Regions from separate parts of the Homo sapiens genome. Here region 2 is linked to region 1. A link is a contact called in ENCODE Hi-C or POLR2A ChIA-PET data. All regions are on one chromosome and are shown on one strand. Each heading gives the region's core, a stretch centred on a gene start or an enhancer-like site at or near the end of the contact. The rest is flanking DNA. Distances are from core to core; before and after follow the strand shown.

Evidence for each region. Hi-C counts contacts between places; a loop is a spot of excess contacts on that map. ChIA-PET counts read pairs that join two places held with the same protein, here RNA polymerase II (POLR2A). Pooled maps may share reads with other maps.
Region 2: a loop to region 1 is called in a pooled map, with 1.9 times the contacts of the local background. The contact joins the enhancer-like site here to the promoter of RNF168 in region 1. A Hi-C loop is called at or near these places in 1 of 37 single-sample maps with no recorded cell type and 7 of 50 pooled maps. POLR2A ChIA-PET finds 5 or more read pairs at or near these places in 3 of 52 experiments (A673, activated CD4-positive, alpha-beta T cell and activated naive CD8-positive, alpha-beta T cell).

Annotation. Positions count from the first base shown.
Region 1 is chr3:196,501,441-196,506,881 of GRCh38, reverse strand. RNF168 (ring finger protein 168) reads left to right here and starts at 3,114. Exons shown (of 6, transcript NM_152617.4): 1 at 3,114-4,009. The coding sequence starts at 3,709. SMCO1 (single-pass membrane protein with coiled-coil domains 1) reads left to right here. Exons shown (of 3, transcript NM_001077657.3): 3 at 1-3. It overlaps LOC105374306 (a long non-coding RNA gene), which reads left to right and starts at 4,830. Exons shown (of 2, transcript XR_924896.3): 1 at 4,830-5,441. It overlaps LOC105374307 (a long non-coding RNA gene), which reads right to left and starts at 1,530. Exons shown (of 3, transcript XR_924897.3): 1 at 671-1,530; 2 at 451-555; 3 at 1-80. RefSeq lists a silencer at 2,865-3,164 and enhancers at 3,785-3,874, 3,915-3,984, 3,636-4,319, 4,320-5,004.
Region 2 is chr3:196,669,146-196,674,018 of GRCh38, reverse strand. No RefSeq gene overlaps it. Among named protein-coding and RNA genes, the nearest start is that of NRROS, 32 kb to the right of the region's middle. Within about 2 kb of position 3,623, at least 2 of the 41 ENCODE cell types and tissues checked have a DNase peak (open chromatin) inside an H3K27ac peak, as active enhancers do.

The DNA.
Region 1 (5,441 bases), core at 1,865-4,364:
TCACTCTCCAGTGTCCGTGTACCTCATTCTTCTCAGTCATGGGACAACAACTCAGAACTCATCAAATTCGGGAGTAAGAGCTGTAACAATAGTGAGACCTCATCTCTATTTTCATAAATTAAAACAAAAACACCTAAAATATACATCATGAGATCCTATAAATTGTATCTTAATGTGTATTTGTTCTCTAATGAAGTACCATAGTTATTTATACCAGAAAGGAGATTCTTACATCTTGACCATTTATTTATAATATTTATCGAATACCAAATGCCATGTACTAGGTACTGTGGATAACAGAAACATTAAAAATGTGGATCCTGCCCTCGAGGTAAAGATTAAGTGCCGATGCTTTATTTGGGAGGTACAAATTCAGGACAGCCAGAGTGAAGAAAGCTGGAAGGAAGTTAGGTAGAGAAGGATGTGAAGTAATACATGGTGATGTGTTACCTTGCTGTCCCCTCCTTGAAAATGAGCCACAAGAGACACAGCAGCTTTTTCAGCAGGCACACTCCCTCAGTCTTGCCTGTCTCCAGACACACTGGAGAAACCATCCTTGGAAGGAAGAAGAAAAGGGAATTTAAGTATTGTGCTCGGTCAGTCCACTGGTTTCAATTGGTGAAAGTTACTCCATGGGGAGTGACCCCCCCACCCTCCCAGCATGCATTACCGAGGCCCTAGCAGCCTCTGAGAAGTCAGCTCCTGCATTGTTCAGAAGTGGCAGGAGAAGCCAGAGATTCCGGAAATGCAACTGGTGAGCCCCAAAAAGAGCAAGTGATTATGGGTACAGAAAGCAAACAAAGTGAAGGAAATCTGAGGAAGTACATGAAATATATCCATTACACAAGACATAAGCACCTGAAGATAGAAATCAAAATACAGGAGTTCAATAGTAAAACTGCAATAAAAATCAGTATCACTGGGCAATATATGACTGGGTGAGTTTAGAAAAGGGGCATTACTGGTGGTGGGGAGTGCATTAAATTGCACATAAAAGTGCACTCTGGAAGAAGTGAATTAATTTTTTTTTTTTTCGAGACGGAGTCTTGCTCTGTCAACCCAGGCTGGAGTGCAGTGGTGCAATCTGGCCTCACTGCAACCTCTGCCTCCCGGGTTCAAGCAATTCTTCTGCCTCAGCCTCCCGACTAGCTGGGATTACAGGCACCTGCCACCATGCCCAGCTAATTTTTGTATTTTTAGTAGAGACTGAGTTTCAACATGTTGGTCAGGCTGGTCTCGAACTCCTGACCTTGTGATCCGCCCTCCTTGGCCTCCCAAAGTGCTGGGATTACAGGCATGAGCCACCGTGCCTGGCCCAACTGCATTAAATTGGTGTTTGAAGTAGGCACAGCCACAAAGCAACCCATTTAGGATGAACCGAGAAAGCAATGTCATGAAAGCAAAACGTTTGGATGACAGAGAATAAATCATAGTTGCATGTTTAAAAGAATAATGGGAGATTCGATGGGAAAAGCAGGTTGTGGACATATTAGGAAGCCTGAAGGCCAGGTGCAGTGGCTCACGCCTGTAATCCCAGCACTTTGGAAGGCCAAGGCCGGTGGATCACCTGAGGTCAGGAGTTCGAGACCAGCATGGCCAACATGGTGAAACCCCATCTCTACTAAGAATACAAAAATTTGCCAGGCGTGGTATTACAATGCACGTGGTATTACAAGGCACGCGCCTGTAATTGCAGCTACTCGGGAGGCTGAGGCATGAGAATCGCTTGAACCCAGGAGGTGGAGGTTGCAGTAAGCTGAGATCAAACCACTGCACTCCAACCTGGGCAACAGAATGAGGAGCCATCTCAAAAAAACAAACAAACGAACAAAAAACAAGCCTGAAATTCCAAGCTAAGGTACTGTTACTGTAGACAACCAGATGACAGTCCCAGGTTTCTTTTTTTTTTCTTTTTTTTGAGACAGGGTCTTGCCCTGTCACCCAGGCTGGGGTGCAGTGGTACGATCACTGTTCACTGCAGCCTTGACCTCCTGGGCTCAAGTGATCCTCCCACCTCAGCCACCAGAGTAGCTGAGAGTATAAGTGTGAGCCAGCACACCGAGTTAATTTTTTTATTTTTTGTAGAGACAGGGTCTCACTATGTTGCCCAGGCTGGACCTGAACTCCTGGGCTCCACTGATCTTCCCGCCTTGGCCTTCCAAAGTGCTGGGACTACAGGTGTGAGCTATCACAGACAATAACAGGTTTCTGAACCCACATTGAAATGAAAGTTCCCAAAGACTTCTACCAACGACCGATGTCTCCTCGTTGTTCTCAACCTGGAAACCATCCCCTACCCAGCCTGAATGCTCTCAGCAGCCTCAAAACAACTTAAAGGCTGCTTTCACGCACAGTGATTTTCTTTTCTCTTCCTTCACACTGATTGATTCCCTCAAAAAATGCAGGTCCGGAGCTGGCTATGGAGTTGCAAGCTCTAGACCCAGCTACTCCAGAGGCTGAGGCGAAAGAATCCCTGGAACCCTGGAGTTGTAGTCCAGCCTGGATAAAACAGTGAGACCCCAATTCTTTTATCTATTTATTTATTTGTATTTTTTGAGGTGGAATTTTGCTCTGTCCCCCAGGCTGGAGTGCAGTGGCACAATCTCGGCTCACTGCAGCCTCTGCCTCCCAGGTTTAGCGATTCTCCTGTCTCAGCCTCCTGAGTAGCTGGAATTGCAGGAGCTTGTCACAATGCCCAGCTAATTTTTGTATTTTTAGTAAGGACGGGGGTTTCACCATGTTGGCCAGGCTGGTCTTGAACTCCTGACCTCAGGTGATCCGCCCGCCTCGGCCTCCCGAAGTGCTGGGATTACAGGCGTGAGCCACCGCACCCGGCCTTGTTTGGCTGTTGATTTTGTTTTGAGGTTTCCCTTTTTCTACCCAGAAACCAAGAAACCAGGGGTGTCTGAGGCCTCGCAGAAATCTCAGGGAAAGGTCAGGCTCCACCCAGGCTGCACTAGGCGGGGCTGCGACGCCAGGGCGGGACCGTCTCCGGCTGGGAGGGAGGGCGGGCGGCGCGCAGACCCCGGAAGTCCCGCCCCGGGAACGTTCGCCCTTGGGCAGTTTTCTGGGTGGGAAGTGCGATTTTGGCGGGCGGTTGTGACGTTGCTAGCGCTTGTCCGGTGGCTGCTGCGCTGCCGCAACGAATAGGGTTTCTGGCTGCGTAGGAGGGACGGGGGCGCGGAGCTCTGGGAAACTGCGCCAGGCGCCCGAAAGGTGAACACGGGAGTCGCGCGTCTCCCCCGCAGCAGCGGTAAAGCGGAAGTTATGCTGCAGCCGGAGCCCGGGCTTCCTCCCGGAGCCGCGTCCCGGGGCCCGGCTGCCCCGAGCTGAGCGGAGCATCCTTTCCGGGTGAGGGGAGGAGAGGACTTGGCGCGTTCCCCTCGCTGCCCCGGGAGCCGCAGCCGCGGTGTTCATGCCGCGGAGCAGCCAGGCTCCTCCGACGAAAACCTGCATTTATTTGCTGGCGGGACGTTTGCCTTGAAAATGGACAAAGACGCCGCCCTCCGGGGTATTCCTGTTTGCCTGACCCTGAGAGCGCCTTTTTGCTTCAAGACGTGTTGGATGCTCCTGTTCTCCGAATTCTGATACGCTTCTGGGCATAATACTGAAACACAAAACTGCTTTTGCTCTCTCTGTGGTTGGCCGAAAATAGGATTCTTTTTCGTGCAGGTGTCGTTGTTTAGTCGGCTTTACTAACATATTGAAATGGCTCTACCCAAAGACGCCATCCCCTCGCTGTCCGAGTGCCAGTGCGGGATCTGCATGGAAATCCTCGTGGAGCCCGTCACCCTCCCGTGTAACCACACGCTGTGTAAACCGTGCTTCCAGTCGACCGTCGAAAAGGCGAGTTTATGCTGTCCCTTCTGTCGCCGCCGGGTATCGTCGTGGACTCGGTACCATACCCGAAGAAATTCTCTCGTCAACGTGGAACTGTGGACGATAATTCAAAAACACTATCCCAGGGAGTGCAAGCTTAGAGCGTCTGGCCAAGAATCAGAGGAAGTGGGTGAGTAAACCATGGCGTGTTTGTTGGCCAAAAGCCGCAAGTCTTTGAAAAGGTGAATCATCACTTTTCCATTTAAAAAGTAAAAACAAACCAAAAAACCCGACTAGTATTTGTCTAAATAGTTCTCAGAGGTTAGGGGGTTTATGGGTCCCCAAATGTCGATGGATTATAAAGTCAAGGGCAAGATTTTGTCCATTGTCAAAATGCCCGCGCTGTGTTCGATGGGTGTTTGTTGTGTTAAAAATTAAAGAATTGCCCGTCTGGAGCCTTCTTTTTTTTTTTTTTGAGACAGGATCTCGCTCCGTCCTCCAGGCTGGAGTGCAGTGGCGCGATCTCGGCTCCCTGCAACCTCCGCCTCCCGGTTTCAAGCGATTCTCCTGCCTCAGCCTCCCGAGTAGCTGGGGTTACACGCGTGCACCATCACGCCCGGGGAATTTTTCTGTTTTTTAGTAGAGACGGGATTTCACCATGTTGGCCAGGCTGATCTCAAACTCCTGACCTCAAGGGATCCGCCCGCCTCGGCCTGCCAAAATGCTGGGATTACAGGCTTGAGCCACCGCGCCCGGCCTCTGATTTACTTATCTATACATCTCCATTCATTTAATTCTTGATTCTCCTAATCATGCGACGAGGCTAAAGTCGCTTTTTTATCACTCAACCCTGCACCCGGTAGACTCAGGAGCCCCAAACTGAACCCTTGACTCTTTCCTCCACTAATGTGAGCAATAAGCCGGGCGGTGGTTCCTGTCTGGGCTTAGGATATGGTGTCTCCGTTCTCTCGTGGACAGGTCTTTTTTTTTTTTTTTTTTTTTTTTTTTCTAATTTTTTTTGGTCACAGTTATATGTGTACCTGCCTTTTAAACATACGTTTATTTTATTGTAAAAAAATGCCATTTTAAACATTTTTAAACAATAGTTAAAAGAAAAAGCTTTATTCAAATGCTCGCAGACCATACAATTCACCTACTAAAAGTGTGCGGTTGGCCGGGAGCGATGGCTCACAGCTGTAATCCCAGCGCTTTGGGAGGCGGAGGTGGGAGGATCTCTTGAACCCAGGAGTTGAGGCCGGTCTGGGTAACATAAATTCAGTAAAATGTTTAAAAGTGTGCAATTTAATGGTTTTTGGTATATTGCGTTATTTTTAAAATATTGTCCAAAATGTATATAACAAACTGACATTTTAACCATTTTTAAGTACAATTCAATAGCATTAATTACATTCACAATGTAACCATCACCACTGTTTCCAGAACTTTTCATCACCCCAGATAAACTCTAACCGTGAGGCACTGACTCCCCATTTCACCTTTCCCCCCAGCCTCGGCACCTTCTATTCCACTTTCTGTCTCTATGAATCTGGCCATTCTAGGTATTTCATAGAAGGGACTCATGCAATATAGGATCTTGTGTGTCTAGCTTATTTCACTTAGCG
Region 2 (4,873 bases), core at 2,374-4,873, 170 kb before region 1:
TGCTAGGTATATACCCAAAAGAAAGGAAATCTGTATATCGAAGAGATACCTGCCCTCCCATGTTTATTGCAGCACTATTCACAATAGCCAAGATTTGGAAGCAACCTAAGTATCCATCAAAAGATGAATGGATAAAGAAACTGGTCCATATAGACAATGGAGTACTATTCAGCCAAGAAAAAGAATGAGATCCTGTCATTTGCCACAGTATGGATGGAACTGGAGGTCATTGTGTTAAGTCAAATAAGCCAAGTACAAAAAGACAAACTTCACGTTTTCATTTATTTGTGGGAGCTAAAAATAGTAAAACAGTTGAATCCCCGGAGATATAGAGTAGAATGATGGTTTCCAGAGGCTGGAAAGGGTGATTGGTCAGAGAGAACTGGGATAGTTAATGGGTACAAAAATACAGTTACAAACAATGGAGCAGGCGCGGTGGCTCACACCTGCAATCCCAGCACTTTGGGAAGCCGAGGTGGGCTGATCACATGAGGTCAGGAATTTGAGACCAGCCTGACCAACATGGTGAAACCCCATTTCTACTAAAAATACAAAATTAGCCAGGCACGGTGGCGCATGCCTGTCATCCCAGCTACTCGGGAGGCTGAGGCAGGAGAATCGTTTGAACCTGGGAGGCAGTGGTTGCAGTGAGCCAAGATCGCGCCATTGCCTTCCAGCCTGAGCAACAGGAGAAAAACTCTGTCTCAAAAAAAAAAAAAAGAGAGAAAAAGAAACAATGGGCTGGGTGCAGGGGCTTATGCTACTAGCGCTGTGGGAAGCCAATTTGGGAGAATGATTGAGCCTAGAAGTTCAAGACCATCCTGGGCAACATAGTGAGACGCCATCTCTACAAAAAATTTAAAAAATGGCCGGGCTCCGTGGCTAACGCCTGTAATCCCAGCACTTTGGGAGGCCGAGGTGGGCAGATTGCCTGCGGTTGGGAGTTTAAGACCAGCCTGGCCAACATGGTGAAACCTTTTCTTTACTAAAAATACAAAAATGAGCCTGACATGGTGGCGGGCACCTGTAATCCCAGCTACTCGTGAGACTGAGGCAGGGGAATCGCTTGAACCCAGGAGGCGGAGGTTGCAGTGAGTCCGGATTGAGCCACTGCACTCCAGCCTGGGCGACAGAGTGAGACTTCGTCTTGAAAAAAATAAAAATAAATAAAAAATATTAGCCGGGCGTGCTGGTGCACGCCTGTAATCCCAGTACCCAGGAGGCTGAGGTGGGAGAATCATTTGAGCCGAGGAAGTTGAGAAGGCAGTGAGCCGAGATCCGGCCACTGTGCTTCAGCCTGGATGACAGAGCGAGACCCTGTCTCAGGGGAAAAAAAAGAATGAATGAATAAAATCTAGTATTTAATAGCAAAATAGAGTGACTACAGTCAACAGTAATTTACTGTATATTTTTAAATACCTAAAGGAGTATATTTGGATTGTTTGTAACACAAAGAAAAGATAAATGCTTGAGGTAATGGGTACCCCATTTACCCTGATGTGATTATTATACATTGTGTACCCGTATCAAAATATCTCATGTACCCCATAAATAAATACACTTTTCTGTACCCACAAAAGTTAAAAATAATAAATTAAATCAGGACAGTGGCCATAAAGAAATAAAAGAAGAAAAATTAGTTTCCTGTTAGGACAACTGTAGGAAGCGGAGCTGGGGAGGCAACACTGACTTGCATTCAAAAGGAAAGCATGACTTTTTTTTTTTTTTTTTTTTTTTTTTTTTGAGAAACGAGTCTCACTTTGTCGCCCAGGCTGGAGCGCAGTGGCGCGATCTCGGCTCACTGCAAGCTCCGCCTCCCGGGTTCACGCCATTCTCCTGCTTCAGCCTCCCGAGTAGCTGGGATTACAGGCATCCACCACCACGCCCGGCTAATTTTTTGTATTTTTTAGTAGGGACGGGGTTTCACCATGTTAGCCAGGATGGTCTCGATCTCCTGACCTCGTGATCCGCCCGTCTCAGCCTCCCAAAGTGCTGGGATTACAGGCGTGAGCCACTGCACCCGGCCGAAAGCATGTGACATTTTTGAAAAGTTAGAGAATTGAAGGGCATTTCCTTTTCTAATCGACTGTTACGATCAAAGTGGAATTTTTGTTGTTGTTATCGCTCTTTCAGAGGAAGGATGTTCTACAAAGTGAAACACAGGCAGTAGAGGAAGATGATATTGTTCAAGAAATCTAGATCAAGAAAGTCAGGGTTCGCTTGAAACTTTTAAGAGAAGTTTCTTGTATAATCTGAAAATTTCAGGAGAGGTGTCATTAGCAGAAGACGGTTTAAACACAGTCCTTCGCACAGATTTCTCAAAGACATTATCTAAGAAGGGGGTGTGGGGAAGGCAAATGGCCAAATAAAATTTGAATGGAGCTATATTGGCTTTTTGAAAATAGAAGAAAAAAGTTTGTCAGTGAAATGCCAGCCAAAGAGAGGCTATTTTCGTAAGTGGTAAGCTGTATGGTAATGTTAAAAATAAATGAATGTATGTATATTAATGATGGTGATATAAATAAATAAGTATATGAATACCGGGTGACCTGTCAGGACTGCCTGTGTACTCTACCCTGGGGGCCAGGATGTTTCTGCTACATCTCATGAAGTATCTCATAGGCAGCTAAGATGCTCAGAGCAGCAAAGCAATCAAACAAAATCTGATATTTAAATGATTCTTTCCAACACTACAAACCCTTGGGGTAGATTCTCACAGAATGGAAGGATTTTGAGGGCATTAAACAGGGGGTGGGTGTATTTCTTTGGCTGTATCTCATACACATATCTCCTTAGTCATCCTTTTAGGACTTTCAACTCTGTTGTTTATTCTGCTGTTTTTCTTGTCTTTTCTTTTTCTTTTTCTTTCTTTCTTTCTTTTTTTTTTTTTTTTTTTTGAGACAGAATCTTGCTCTGTCACTCAGGCTGGAGTGCAGTGGTGCGATCTCTGATCACTACAACCTCTGCCTCCCGAGTTCCAGCGATTATCCTGCCTCAGCCTCCCGAGTAGCTGGGACCACAGGTGTGCACCACCACACTCGGCTGATTTTTGTGTTTTTAGTAGAGATGGGGTTTCACCATGTTGGCCAGGCTGGTCTCAAACTCTTGACCTCAGGTGATCCTCCCACCTCAGCCTCCCAAAGTGCAAGGGTTACAGGCTTGAGCCACCGAGCCCGGCCAAAAATGCCCTTTTTATATAGAGAGATTATTTTCTGAATCCTGATTGATTTGAGAAACAACTCACATGTGAGGTGTGCCTCTTCCTCTGCATCTCCGGGGAAAAGAAGTGAGCTGAGTTTCCTCCTAAAGGCTGGCGTTCCGATCTAGCCAGGAGAGCTTCCCATTTTTTTCCCCTTTCCCCCTTTTTGCTTTATTTCTAACTTGCATTTTACAGCGTTGGTAAGACAACAGGAAGCACTGGGCTTCCTCTCCAGGGCATTCAGCTGAAGGGATTTGCTTACCACACTGAAAACAGTAGCCGGAAAAGAGAGCACACACCCATCTTCCAGAGCATGACCTCTCCCCCTCCTCCTTGCTCTCTCTGCCCTCCCCATGCCGGCCCCACTTCTCCCTCAATGACTGGGAGGCCCCACTGGGGTAGCAGTGTGCAGGCCCCCGCAGTGTCCATGCCAGCTTTATCCCCACTGAGATTTGATGTGGCTGTATGTGTACCTTCCCATGTTCTCCTAGACAAAGGTTTTGGAGGTCTGTGGGAAGACTGGTTTTGAACTGTGATCTGCCAATACCATCTCTCTTAAGATTATGAGATGATGCAAGAAACTTCTCTCAGTCTCAGCAAGATAAGATGCTGTTATGTAAAGTTACTAAGGGTTAATCAATCAAATCAATCAGGGTTAATCAGTCACTGAGACACAGACTCACTTAGTGTCAGAATTGCTCTGCATGTTCTTATATGTAAAATGGTTTGCTGTGTTGCCATTTATAAGCTAAACACCCTTGAAAGAAGCAAAGGGAGGGAATACTGGTTGCAAACTCAGTGTGTACAGGGTTAAGAGTTTTAAATATGATGCAAGTTTTTAATTTTTTTAATTTTTCTTGACATGGAGTCTAACTCTGTCAGCCAGGCTGGAGTGCAGTGGCAGGATCTCAGCTCACAACAACCTCTGCCTCTTGGGTTCAAGCAATTCTCCTGCCTCAGCCTCCCGAGTAGGTGGGATTACAGGTGTGCCCCACCACGCCCAGCTAATTTTTGTATTTTTAGTAGAGACGGGGTTTCACCATGTTGGCCAGGATGGTCTCGATCTCTTGACCTTGTGATCCGCCTGCCTCAGCCTCCTAGAATGCTGGGATTACAGGCGTGAGCCACCGTGCCTGGCTGCAATGCATTTCTTAAATGTATTTGATTGAAGTCTCCTGCCTCTCTAAAATGTATAAAACCAAGCCGTGCCCTGACCACCTTCGGCACACGTTCTCAGGACTTGTCATGGGCCATGGTCACTCGTATTTGGCTCAGAATAAATCTCTTCAAGTATTTTACAGAGTTCTATAAGTCTCTTCAAATATTTTATAGAGTTCTGGCCAGACATGGTGGCTCACACCTGTAATCCCCAGCACATTGGGAGGCCGAGGCAAGTGGATCACCTGAGGTCAGGAGTGCGAAACAAGCCTGGCCAACATGGTGAAACCCCATCTCTACTAAAAATACAAAAATTAGCCAGGCATGGTGGCTGGCATCTGTAATGCCAGCTACTCGGGAGACTGAGGCAGAGAATTGATCGAACACCAGAGGCAGAGGTTGCAGTGAGCCGAGATCGTGCAACTGCACTCCAGCCTGGGGGACAGAGCAAGACTCTGTCTCAAAAAAAAAAAAAAAAAAAAAAAAATATATATATATATATATATATATATATAT